Linked DNA regions of Homo sapiens: region 1 is linked to region 2. A link is a contact called in ENCODE POLR2A ChIA-PET data. All regions are on one chromosome and are shown on one strand. The core of a region is the stretch at or near the end of the contact, and the rest is flanking DNA. Distances in the headings are between cores, read along the strand shown.

Region 1 (7,335 bases), core at 3,376-5,875, 110 kb after region 2:
ATAATAATGTTAGGCAGGCCACGGTGGCTCACGCCCATAATCCGAACACTTTGGGAGGCCGGGGTGGCCAGATCATTTGAGATCAAGAGTTTGAGACTGGCCTGGCCAACATGGGGAAACCCTGTCTCTACTAAAAATACAAAAAAATTAGCCAGGCGTCGTGGCACATGCCTATAATCCCAGCTACTCTGTCTCCAAAAAAAAAAAAAGATAATAATGTTGGAGGCAAGGCCAGATACACCTCACGTACAGATAACCTGAGGTGTTCTAACGAGCACCCGCAGCCCCTCATGAAAGGTCCAGAAAGGCAAGAGGGCAAAATCAAGTTTTTTGGGGTTTTTTTCTTTGTTGTTGTTTTTAAGATGGAGTCTCGCTCTTTTGCCGAGGCTGGAGTGGCGCTTGGCTCACTGCAACCTCCACCTCCCAGATTCAAGCGATTCTCCTGCCTCAGCCTCCTGAGTAGCTGGGATTAAAGGCGTGCACCACCATGCCAGGCTAATTTTCTTAATTTTAGTAGAGATGGGGTTTCACCATGTTGGTCAGGCTGGTCTCGAACTCCTGACCTCGTGATCCGTCTGCCTCGGCCTCCCAAAGTGCTGGGATTACAGGCATAACAAAATCAAGTTTTAAGAATACCTTTCTTCAACTCCCTTCATTCTCTACATGGGCCATACAAGTTATCTACCAATATTTCACTCACAGTGTCCATGAGCTGTCTGCCATTGTCCAAAGACCATTAATTTGTTCCTACTTTCTCTAATTTGTTTCAACTTCTCTGATTTGTTTCTTCCCTTATTAAAAATTTCCCTTGTGATGTGTTACATCACACAACCTCTCTTGACCAGACAGTTCTAGTACTTTAAATTGTCTGTACAGGAAAGCCTCTATCACATGGCCAAGTATTTAAAAATATAGAAATAACCTTTCTTCAGAGATGTTAAACAGACCTGCAAGTTTCTAAATGGACTGAACTACTAAAAATGAAGAAAAAAGTCAAAAAGAAGGCTGGGGCGGTGGCTCAGCCTGTAATCCCGCACTTTGGGAGGCCGAGGCACACAGATCACCTGGGTTCGAGACCAGCCTTGCCAAAATGGTGAAACCCCGTCTCTACTAAAAATACAAAAATTAGCCAGGCGTGGCAGCGCACAACTGTAATCCCAGCTACTCAGGAGGCTGAGGCAGGAGAATCGTTTGAACCAGGGAGGTGGAGGTGGAGGTTGCAGTGAGCCACGATAGTGCCACTACACTATCTTGTGTCTGGGCAACAGAGTGAGATTGTCTCAAAAAAAAAAAAAAAAAAAAAAAAAAAAAAGTCAAAAAGAGGGACCAAATGTAAAGCCTGAGAACCTTCCAAACCAGAACTTGGTCCCAAACACACCTCTGATGTCCAGATTACGGGTGCACATTTCTGATCAGCAAGATAGTCCCACTAACTCTCAACTGCATTTACACTTTGGTCTTTAGGAATGTACTTGATCTATGCAACTGTTTCCAGTATTTTACAAATTATTCAAACAGTTCTTGTAGAAAGATACACACAATGACTGATGTGAAGCTTGACAGGATTAAAAAAATAAAACTGCAGAATACCAGAGTAGAAATGCTTCTCAAGAATTTAGTCCAGGCCGGGTGCGGTGGCTCACACATGTAATCCCAGCACCTTGGGAGGCCGAGGTGGGCAGATTGCTTGAGGTCAGGAGTTCAAGACCAGCCTGACCAACATGGTGAAACCCTGTCTCTACTAAAAATACAAAAAAAGTAGCCAGGCATGGTGGCACTCGCCTATAATCCTACCTACTTGGGAGGCTGAGGCAGGAGAATCGCTTGAACCCGAAAGGCAGGGATTGCAGTGGGCCAAGATCCTGCCACTGCACTCCAGCCTGGGCAACAAAGCAAGACTCCACCTCAAAAAAAAAAAAAAAAAGAATTATTTAGTCCAATCCCCTCATTTCACGCACAAGCATACTGAAACACATGATTAAGTAACTTTCCCACAGTCTCAGAGCTAGTGGGAGAAACTAGATTTTCTTTTCATTACCACTTTCTATTCTACAAAGTACTAAATATGATCACCACTCAGCTTTCGTCACACGTTTTGGCATTATTCAGATGTTCACTTATGCAACACAGAAGGCTTAAAAAACAACAAGCACAACTATGAACAGGTCACCTTAACATGACTTAGGAAAAAAACACACCCAAGATCACAACATGTCCCACCGCATTCAAAATGTCTCATAGTGCAATATCAAGAATCAGTTTCCAGCATCTAACCACTATTCCAAAATAAAATTCTACCCAGTAGCATTTCTTGCTGGTTATTTAGCTATAAATGGTTATGGGTTCATGGGTATTAAGCCATCAGCTATCTGCAATCCAGCCCTAAACACCAAACATTAGCTCCATTGTTATTTTTAGCCCTTTCTAGGTACAAACTTTTATCTAATAAGCCAAAACAATAACAAAACTCGGAGTGCTAATTTACCAAACTTGTTAACAATAAATACTTTAGAAAACAATGCTTAACTATGCCTTGGTAGATTCTAGGTTTATAAATCCAAAGCAGATATGCCTTCACACCATGGCATATTTATATAATGTACACTAAAAAAAGCTGTTTGCGTCCCCAAAAATGGTAGGTATTCTCTGGCAAGTCTAATCCAAGTGATTAAAATGGGGAATTACTGTAACAAAGTGACTATTTTTACTGTGCCTGAGCAACACAAAAACCTAGGAGTCTCACTTGAAAAAGCATTTGGATTTTAACTATTTATAAAATATTCTTTTTTGACTAAACGTGGTTCTCCCTGTTGCATTCCTGCTTCTGCCGCCCCTCACCTCCATTCTCCTAAGGATCCTAACACGAAAAACTTCATTATACTCTAGTCAAGGGGAGAGCTGTTAACCTTGACATTTTATGATCACTCTCTGAAGAGGGCAAATTACATGTTTTAGTTTTGCTTCTTTTTAATTAAAAAGGTCCCACCCACCCCTCAAGTGGAAATGAGAAATTTGTCAGAGGCCCCTTAATAATTGGCAGATGAGAATCATCCAGTGAATATACACAAAACTATTACAAAACCCTGAGTCATCACTCAGTTCAATCAGCAGCTTTGGGTAAACACTGAATGAGTGAGTTATGTCTTGTGTGTTCACCCGTCCATACCCACATGCGTGAACATACCATGTTACTAGATTTTATGTACAGTTAACCAAACAAGATACAGCAAAATTCTTTCTTAAAAAGCTCTTCGGACACAGTAAAGATGCCCATCCAGCAAGTAAATGTAACCTTTTTTCCCCCACTGTATTTTCACTCGTTTTTTTTTTTTTTTTCCTAATTTCAGTGACACTATAGTTTGAAGCTAGTTTACAAACAGAACTCCTGAAACTGATTTAGGTAATCTCTTAATCTGAGTAACTCAAAAAATTAACACAAGCCTGATACTAATATCGCCCTGGACATCCTGACAGTGCTCTTCCCTACTTTCCTCAGTATCTTAAATGTCTCTCCAAAAGAAATGTCACAACAGGAGCAACACACAATCCAAAACAACACTGTCCACATAAGACGTTAAGCTCAAGAATGAGGTCTGACTTTAAACGACCCTTTTCGATCAACTCCGCCAGGTCTGAGAGGGCCCCCAAAAAGCAAAACCCTTAAGTTTCCCTATGGTCTTCTCTCCATTCAGAAAGTTACTAGACGCCAACGGAGATGCGAAGAGGCGGGGATCGTAGGGGAAGGAAGAACCGGAGGAAGCAAGGAGACAAGTCAAGGAACTCCCCCAAAGACAAATTCTCTTTGCCCCGCCTCTCCCATGCGCAAAAGTCCACGGAGGACCCTTGAGAAAGGCTCACCTCTCTCCCTCGGGGCCGGGGCCCTTGGGCTACCCAGGGCCCCCCAGGTGGGAAGACAACAACCCGAACACTTCGGGAGAAGCAGATGCGGAGGACGTAGAGGGATGGTAAAGACCCGGGAAGTCCCGTAGGAAAGTGGCAGGGAGGACGGCTTGAGTACTTCACAGGCTCTGTCACGACCCTGGGATCACCGCTCGGGGACAGCTCCAGCGAGGACAGAGCTAAGGGTCCAGCCCTCTGGACAAAGAGCAACCATCCCCGACACCTCTCACTGAGCCTTTCCCCCCGGCCCGGCCCGCAGGCCCGGGCACACTTACGTGGAGAGTTTCCTGGTCCAGAAGAGGCCCCCGGGCCACAGCTCTTGGAGCTGCACGGCCCGGCCCAGGTTGCATTTGATCTGGGCCAGCTGCAAGTCGGACTCGGCGTCTAGCCGCTCCGCGTAGGGCAGCAGCTTGTTGTAGACGATCTCCTTCTGCGGGACGAAGCCCCGCGGGCCCGGCTCGGGACGCCCGCCCGGCTCCGGGGGCTCTCCGACTCCCGCCCGCTCGGCCGGCTCCATGAGCCCAGGGACACCCCCCCCACCCCCTCCCACCCGAACCCTCCCCGGCCCCCACCCCTCTCCGGGCTCCGCCTCCTCCGCGTCTTCGTCGCCCTGCGGCCGCTGGCGGCCCGTCGCCCTCGGACCGATCGCTAGGCCCCCTTCCCTGGCCGGCGTGCTGCTGGGCCCCACGCGGCTCTCAGTTCGTTGGCGGCGGCAGCGGCCGCTCTGCCCGCCCCGCACCGGCTCTGCTGGTGACGCTGCAGCCGCCGGGCCCAGAGGTTCCGGACCGGCCTCAAGTCACTTCCGGGGCGGGGCGGGGCGGAGCGACGGCGTCGGGGGAGGCGGTGGTGGCGGCAGCTGGAGCCCAACGGGCTGCGCCTTCTTCGCCGTGGGCCCGGCTCGGAGCCCCCACCCCAGGCCTCACCGGCCCAGCGCGAGGCTGCCTCACCGGAAACACGAGGCCGAATTCCAAGCTATTGTCCTGCTTCGCCGGGGGTCGCGCACTCCAAGCGGCAGCCCACTGGAGTCCCAGTCGCCACGACAGGCGGCAGCCAGGTCGGCCTGGTCCCCCTAGCCGAGCAGCCCCGGCTTCTGGGTTAGAGGGGTTTATGGAAAAGCCTACGTACCCACTTGCTCCTTATAGATTTATTTACTCCATCCCGCTTGTTCCTTATAGATTTAATTTTTCTGTCCCCTTTAAGTCCCCATCTTTCTGGTATTCTGGCCGCCATCATTCCAAAGAAGAAAATAGTTACTCGCTGAACAAATGCTATTTGAACAGCTGTTTTGTGTGTAAGGCGCTCAGTTTAGGCTATTGAGATAGAAAGTTTAACCTGGTTTCCGCCCTCCCAAGGACTTAGTCTAGCAGAGATAAAGACGTGAATTACAAGATAATGCTCTTAATTGCTAGATAAGTACAAGAATCCTTAGGAACTCTACAAAGAAGTTGAAACTAGGGGGTTTGAGAGGGTGTCATTTTCCTAGAAGTGATACTTAATTTAAGCTATGAAGGTTGAGTGCAAAGTTGGTTAGAAAAAGGAGGGAGGAGGACACGTATTTCAGCTGAGAGAACAGCTTTGACGCTGCAAGCATGTATTCTAAAAATTCAAAGTTCAAAATAGCGTAAGAGAGGGGACGGAGAAATGAGACTGAGAAGGCAATCCTAAGGAATTCAGAGCTTTATCCTAGAGACAAACTTCCAAAAGATTTTAAGCATAGCAGTGGGATGATATAATTTACATTTTTTAAGAATTACTCTGGCGGCCGGGCGCAGTGGCTCACGCCTGTAATCCCAGCACTTTGGGAGGCCGAGGCGGGCGGATCACGAGGTCAGGAGTTCGAGACCAGTCTGGCCAACATGGTGAAACCCCGTCTCTACTAAAAATACAAAAAAGTTAGCCGGGCGTGGTGGCGGACGCCTGTAATCCCAGCTACTCGGGAGGCTGAGGCAGGAGAATCGCTTGAAACCGGAAGGCGGAGGTTGCAGTGAGCCAAGATCGCGCCAGGGCACTCCAGCCTGGGCAACAAGAGCGAAACTCCGTCTCAAAAAATAAAAGGGCCAGGCGCGTGGTGGCTCACGCCTGTAATCCCAGCACTTTGGGAGGCCGAGGCGGGTGGATCACGGGGTCAGGAGATGGAGACCATCCTGGCTAACATGGTGAAACCCCGTCTCTACTAAAAATACAAAAAAATTAGCCGGGCATGGTGGCGGGCGCCTGTAGTCCCAGCTACTCGGGAGGCTGAGGCAGGAGAATGGCGTGAATCCGGGAGATGGAGCTTGCAGTGAGCCGAGATCGTGCCACAGCACTCCAGCCTGGGTGGCAGAGCGAGACTCCGTCTCAAAAAAAAAAAAGAGTCACTCTGGCTTCGTCTGGAAAATGGGTTGGAACTGACAAGATTGGGAACTGGAGGACCCTTTAAGGTGTGACATAATCATGGCCTGGATGTCAGTTGAAATTGAGAGCTACTTCAGCAGAATGGCTTGGGCTTAGTAGTTGACTGAAAGTGAAAAATTAAAAAGGAAAGAGACAAGACGACGCTGGGTAGATAGGTGAAGTCCTTCACTGAGATAAAGAACACAGCAGAAACAGCTTGGGAGGCAGAATGCCTATGGGATGGGTATGTTGACATATGTATCAGGAGGGTGATCTAAACTGAGATGCAGATTAGCGTGTAGATGGACGACAGGAGGGAAGGAAATATACAGTATGAAAAAATAGGGCCCTTCACAAATCTCTGAGGAGCCCCACATTTAAGGACAGACAGAGAAAAGGAAGGTAGGCCACAAAGAATATTCACAAAAAGCAGAGAGAGGAGGAGTTCTAGGAAACTGGGTGTCTCATGGAGAAGCGAACAATCCTACCTTAGGTAGCTAACAGGTCAAATGAAGTGAAACCTGAAAGGGTTTATTGGATAGTTTATTGATAAAGCGCATAAGAACAGTGTCGTTGGAGTGTAGAATAGAAATCTGATTATGGTGACAAAGGACAAATGGGAAGTGAATAAATAGAGGCAGCAAATATGGACAACCTTTTAAAAAATAATGGGGTAGGGAGAGCCGGAAAGAGATGAGTGTCAGGCCTCTGAGCCCAAGCTAAGCCATCATATCCCCAGTGACCTGCATGTATACATCCAGATGGCCTGAAGCAACTGAAGATCCACAAAAAAAGTGAAAATAGCCTTAACTGATAACATTTCACCATTGTGATTTGTTTCTGCCCCACCCTAACAGATGAATGTACTTTGTAATCTCCCCCACCCTTAGGAAGTTTCTTTATAATCTCCCCAACCCTTAAGAAGGTTCTTTGTATTTCTCCCCACCCTTGAGAATGTACTTTGTGAGATCCACCCCCTGCCCCCAAAACATTGCACTTAACTCCACCACCTATTCCAAAACCTATAAGAACTAATGGTAATCCCAACACCCTTTGCTGACT
Region 2 (6,694 bases), core at 1,809-4,308:
TCTGAACACTTTTGATACCTATATAATGAGAAAGACAATTTTTTTTTTTTTTTTTTTTTTTTTTTTGAGACGGAGTCTCGCTCTGTCGCCCAGGCGGGACTGCGGACTGCAGTGGCGCAATCTCGGCTCACTGCAAGCTCCGCTTCCCGGGTTCACGCCATTCTCCTGCCTCAGCCTCCCGAGTAGCTGGGACTACAGGCGCCCGCCACCGTGCCCGGCTAATTTTTTTTTTGTATTTTTAGTAGAGACGGGGTTTCACCTTGTTAGCCAGGATGGTCTCGATCTCCTGACCTCATGATCCACCCGCCTCGGCCTCCCAAAGTGCTGGGATTACAGGCGTGAGCCACCGCGCCCGGCCGAGAAAGACAATTTTTTACTGTTTTTAAAAGTTGCTAACAGGAGTATTACAGCTAATTTATGAAAAGGGAAGTAGAAGAGAAAACAATTTGAGGAGGCAGGAAGAGCAGGGAGGTGATACTGGTGTCTCTAACCCCCTTATCTCCAAGGGTTTCCTCTTTGGAGGTAGAGAGATGAAGAGGGGTGAAGAGGGATGCAGGAATTTGGCCTGGGGAAATTAGAAGAATGAGGAGTCTGGAATTAGGATGCTAAGACAAATGAAAAGTAACTAGGTAATAATGAAGCGGGATGATGGAAGTTATGAAGACCTCAGGCTAAGAGATATTTGGAAAAAGGGATTAGGAGAAAAATGAGATGATGAAGCACTAACATTAGTCAAGAATAGGAGGCAGGAGGAAAAAAGGTGATTTGGGGTAGAGGAGAGGCAACTTTCACGTTTTGTACAGTTACATTTTTTCAACAAATTTTAAATTTTTCAATATATATATTTTTAATAGAGATGGAGTCTCACTATGTTGCCCTCACTGGTCTCCAACTTCTGGGCTCAAGCAATCTGCCTGCTTTGGCCTCCCAAAGTGCTGAGATTACAGGTGTGAGCCACTGTACCCAGCCTTCAGTAAATTAAAAAAAATAAGAATTCCAGGTCAGGAAATAACAATGGCAGTATAATTATCAGCATCATTATTAGTATATTAATTTTATCAAGTGCTTATGATGTGCCAGGTACTTTTCTCAATGTTCCACACTATTAGCTTATTGAGTCCTCATAACAACCCTGAAATACTTGATATAACATCTCCATTTTGCAGATGAGGAAACCAAGTCAAAGAGAGGTTATCTAAAGTGGTGGAACATGGATTTGAATCTAAGCAGTTGCTCTTCCACACTCTTCACCACCATGCTAACCCGAACAACAAAAAAACCTTTTTGGGAGGCATCCCCAGGTCAGAAGTATTAAGTGGTTATTACACACCAGGCACCTATTCTAGAGGCTTTACATAAATTATCAAGCTTTATTTCATTCTCACAATAATCCTATGAATAGGTATTGCAATCCCTTCCCCACTGAAACTTTCTGGAATCCGAAATTCTGATACACCTATATAGCTATATCTACATCTATGTAGATACAGATAGACACACACACACACACACACACACACACACACACACACACATTCTTCTATGTATCTAACTGTAGTTCACATATAAAGTAATCATAAATCACTCCTATTGAGATAATTAGAAAAAAAGGAATCATGGGCTGGGAAGAGAAAAGGGAGAAAAAGCAGAGGACAGAAAAGACGAAAAGGTTTGCAGAAAAACTTTAGTATAACAGAAATCAAGAAAATGGAGGGAAAGTAAACTCAGGTCTTAGTAGTAACTCCTGAGACTTTAAGAAAAAGGAGGCTGTGACCATAATTTGGAATGACATGATGACGGCAGAAAATAAAAGTGGTTTTGGAAGGGGAATAAATTAATACTGCTTTGCTACTCATAAATATTCAATAAAGATTACCCATGTTATTTGCAATGCAAACATACAAGCTACTCTTCATCTCTGGGACGGAGAATAGGTTATAGAAGATGTGATTAAAGTCACAAAATCAGAAAGATTTTAAGCTGGAACACCAGTCTTAAGCATGCATATTAGCTGCAGTAAGAATGAATTCACATGCATATTCTTACAAATGAGACATCCTGAAGTAACTAGCAAGCAAAGAATATGGATGAAAATTTATTGTATAATTTGAGTGGCAATGATTTTTCATTAAGATATGTGAACAGCCTCTGATATATCTAGTGTGCTGTTTTAAATTTTTAGTGAACATTAAAACATGCTATAGGGGCTTTCATAAATCAACTCACGACCTGAATTCTTCCAACCCCATTCCCCGCGCGCCCCAAAATGTCTTAGGTTAGCATTTTCAAAGCCTAATCCTCACAGAGAGCAAGGTTCTGTATTATTGTGATTCCCATTGTATTTCTATCGATCAGGAAAACCTCAGGGAGGTTAGATAACTTCCCCAAGGTCATTATCTGATTTCAAAGCCCTTGCTCTTTCTATCCAGTAGAACTACATTGAACCCGGAGCAGCTAATGGGATGGGAAGACCTGAGTCATTTGATGGGAGGGATGAAGAGGCCAGGGAGCCCCCAGCCTGAGGACAGAGTGGGAAACTGCGGGCAGGGAAGGTCGACCCCCCCGTGAGGGGCTGGCGGTGGGTAGGGGCTTCCCGGAGAAGGGTGAGGTGACGGTAAGGAGGGCCTAGGCCGGGCCAGGTAAGCTTGCAAAAGAATGCCGCAGAGGGGTGGTGGGTTAGGAGGGCTCAGCCAGGGTAGGGGCGGTGGGTGGGTGGGTGGGGGGGGTTCCACGGCCGAGCAGAGCCTGGGAACCGGCAGGGACGGGCGAGAAGGCTACCCTGCAGGCCGCACCAGGAAGACAGGTACGCGGAGCCGGGCCTGGCCCAGCGCAGCCGCGCTCCTCGCTATCCCGCCAGCCTCCGGGAGCCGTCTCCGGCATCGTGGGGTTGTCCTCCTCCAGGGGCCCGCGGCCTCTCACCTGCCGGGTGGCCGCAGCGCCGCCCCTCCTCCATCTCGCAGTCCGGACCCCAGCTCCGCCTGCCGCTCTGGATGATGCAGGACTAGAGGCATCATCGCCATCGCCACCGCCTCCGCGCATCCCGGGAGCCGCGGCAAGACGCGGGCGCAGAGGCGCAGTCACGGAGACGCCGAGGGCACCGCCCCCTCCGCCGGACACCCGGGCCTGGCGTCCCGCCTGCGCCCCGCACCCTCCGCGCCTCCGTCGCCTGCCTCCTGGGGCCCAGAGCCCGGCCACTCCCGCTGCCCGCCTCACGAGGGGCGCTTGAGCCAGGTTTTTCAGGCTCGCAGTTTTGCTGTTTGGGGAACTCAAGCTCCCTGAAATAGCCAAAACCTGAAACGCAGAGCAAGGTGGAGTGGTAAGGAAGGAAGGGAAAGATAGGGGTACTGATGGCACGCAGGGACCCAGGGAGGTCTTTGCGGGCCTCCCTAGGCTGCTTACCCTGCCCGCAGCCCACCTCCTCCTCGTTCCCCGCGCTTTTAAGACGTCCTAACTAGCTCCTCACTTAGGCTGCGGCTAATATTTTTCCTCATGAATTAAATTGGCGGCGGCTTCCAGTTTGGAACTTTGAGACCTAGAATTTACAAATCAAGTCATTGTAATAGAATTTAAATTAAACCTATTTGAACTTACCTAAGCTCTCTTAAGGTATTAGTGAATTCACTGAGGGAACTCAGCAAGGGGACTAATTGGCAGGAAACATGCAAAGCATAAAGAAACTACCCATGCAAATAAAACGACCAAGCCCAGGAATCATGGATATTGATGTATTACTTAATACTATGTTGAATGTAAAAAATCTTGATAAATCATAGTGCAATGTACAAGCTAATTTTATTAAGCACAAACACAAAACTAAAATTACCATCCTCTCTCATTCTTCTAGAATTCATACATGTCCAAAATAATGAACTCCTAAGATAGGTTTTAGTCTGAACAATCAAGTAACATTCCTAAGTATGTCTGCTATGATGGGTACAAAATAAAACCAGTTAAACTCTTCTCCCTTCAGTATCCCAACCTGGCTAACTAGGATCTTACTACTTTTCTAACCTCAGGGATGCTATTTAGAAACAGAGAATGTTATTTGAATGCCCTTTCCTTCATTCACTCTGGTTACCAGAAAAGCAAAGTTGATTCCGTTCGGATGAAATACTTATACTGGATTCTTCATTTTAGCTAATGGTTTATCTTTTTAAAACAGAACTAGCAAGTATCAAGTAATTTAATTAATGCAATTTCTTCAGTTCCCTGTGCTTTCATAAAAACAAAACAAAACAAAAACAAACGAAAAAACAAAAAGCAAGAAGGCTAGATAACTTATTATTCAGTCCAGGAGTTGAGTATGCCATCAGAATTCTGTTTAGAAATAACTTCAAGAAAGTTTTCCAGTTCCCACATATTCCACTTCCCAACCACTTGCAATAAAGCAGTTCCAGTATATGTTATCAATAATGGTAACCATGAGTCCCAGAAACAATCCACAGAAAAATACTCATTAGCATTTGGAGTGGGAATTCTGATCAAAATTATATACCTCTCTATAATAAATTAGCTACTGCATAAATAAATGCTAGTTCATTTCCAGGCATTTGGCTATATGAATGGAGATTACAATAGGTTTGGGCTGCATTGAGACCATCAGAGTTATACCTACCGGAGAAATGGTCTGAAACTGAAAACAAACAAAAAACCACAAATCATAAAGGATTCTAGAGATCTAGAAGAGGAAATCAGGACTCATCAAAGTTCCAGAACTAGCTAGAACCATTCAACAAGGCTAAAACTAGTATATCTACAAAATCCACAAGTGAGCGAAATTGGAAAAAACATTGGTAGTAGTAAAAAAATGGAAAATCTGCAAATAAATAAGCAGGGCTAATTATAGATCATGAATTGGCTATCAATCTGCCCTGACACTGGCATTCTTCTAATACACTCTTATTATTGCAATGCAAATGGATACATGTGCACTTTGAGGAAAACAGCAAATATGAGAGCTGTTAAAATGTTCTTTAAAACAAAAAAAGCTCCTCATCTAGGCATCTCTCACTCCTTGGAACTGCTCCAACAAAAGAAGAGTTTTAAAGCATAAAGGTATGAAAATGTGCACTGCAGTGTAATCTGTAGTACAGGAAACTGAAAACAACCTTGATGTTCAAAAGGAATACTTAAAACAATTAGGATATACTGAGAAGACGAAGTCTACAAAAACAGTTATGAAGGCCACGTAGAAAAAGTTACTTTTCCTGTGATGATAGCTCATGATTTTTTTATTTTTGTGAGACACGGTCTCATTCTGTCACCTAGGCTGGAGTGCGGTGCCGTGATCTCAGTTCACTGTAACCTCTGCCTCCCACATCAGCCCCCCAAGTAGCTGGGACTACAGGCACGTACCACCACACCCAGCTATTTTTTTCTATTTTTTGTAGAAATAGGGTCTTTCTATGTTGCCCAGGCTGGTCTCAAACTCTTGGGCTCAAGCGATCCTAAAGTGCTGGGATTACAGATGTGAGCCACTGCGCCTGGCCAAAATTAATTTTTTAATAAAACAAAATTGCTCTTTAGTCTTTCTGGCCACACTCCTAATTACCAAAAGTGGCCTGCGGCTTAAAGGGCTTGGTAATGACAAGTATTTCAAATATTTGAAAACAGCTTTATCATATATTTGCACCTAAACTTTCATTTACATTAATAGGTGAGTAAATTTTCCTCCTACATTTTGAAGGACAATCTGCAGTCTTTGCTTTCTAAAGGATCCATTCAGAAACTAAAGATTTATTTGACCTTATAAAAAGATAAATAGGCTTTTTCTTCTCCTCACTTCTCATCCACCCTCAGAGAGTGGCCCATACTGTCTTCCATGCCCAGTCAACAGTGACTTCCAAACACAGGTCAGCCTCTCCCCTCCTCCTCTAGTAAATCTTGTTACCACCCTTAACACAGTTCCTGCTGTCCTCATGCTTTTTAACACACCATATACATGTTAAGAACTATCTTAGACCATACAAGCCATGCAACTCTTTTCTCCACCCCCTTTCTCCTTTTCCCTCCTGGTAGAAAATTTCATTTTTCCTATTGGTAAACAATTAATTCATAGGACAATGTCACTAGGGAAATATCAAAGTAATAAGCGACTTCCAAACCCAGAATCAGAATCACCTGGGAGCATGTTAGGCACTCAGATTAAGGTACCCTCTTTTTAGGTCTGTGGTGGGATTCGTGTGGTTCTCAAACCTGGCTGAACAACTGAATCATCATAGAGCTTCTAATACTGTAATGCCTAAGCACCCCTGCCAGAGAAGTTTTCACTGAGGAACAGAGAGGGCACCCAGTATCTTACATCTTTGTTTAAAGTTCCCATTTAGGAACCATTGCTAAGGCAGTTTCATACAGCTTAACTAAAAAAAGCTGAAGTGGTCAACATACAACATAAAGCCTCACTTCTCAACGTGTGGCCTCAGGACCAGGAATTGATATCATGAAGTGGGAACAATGAATTCCCTGTACATTTAAACAAAATCCCCTCATGATTCTTAGGCACATCAATTTAAGAACCAATCAGTTAGGATCAGGCACGGTGGCTCACACCTGTAATCCTAGCACTTTGGGAGTCCGATGCAGGTGGACTGCCTGAGCTCAGGAGTTTGACCCCAGCCTGGGCAACATGGTGAAACTGTCTCTACTAAAATACAAAAATCAGCCGGGCGTGGTGGTGCATGCCTATAGTCCCAGC

What was found. ChIA-PET counts read pairs that join two places held with the same protein, here RNA polymerase II (POLR2A).
Region 1: POLR2A ChIA-PET joins it to region 2 with 12 read pairs in AG04450. The contact joins the promoter of PSME4 here to the promoter of GPR75-ASB3 in region 2. POLR2A ChIA-PET finds 5 or more read pairs at or near these places in 7 of 52 experiments (AG04449, AG04450, GM12878 and 3 more).

What each region holds. Positions count from the first base shown.
Region 1 is chr2:53,966,368-53,973,702 of GRCh38, forward strand. PSME4 (proteasome activator subunit 4) reads right to left here and starts at 4,626. Exons shown (of 47, transcript NM_014614.3): 1 at 4,176-4,626. The coding sequence starts at 4,417. It also overlaps a transcript of ACYP2 not described here. RefSeq lists enhancers at 3,474-4,238, 4,505-4,799, 5,095-5,144 and silencers at 4,295-4,494, 4,469-4,630, 4,505-4,894.
Region 2 is chr2:53,856,909-53,863,602 of GRCh38, forward strand. GPR75-ASB3 (GPR75-ASB3 readthrough) reads right to left here and starts at 3,059. Exons shown (of 10, transcript NM_001164165.2): 1 at 2,920-3,059. The coding sequence starts at 3,020. GPR75 (G protein-coupled receptor 75) reads right to left here and starts at 3,059. Exons shown (of 2, transcript NM_006794.4): 1 at 2,920-3,059.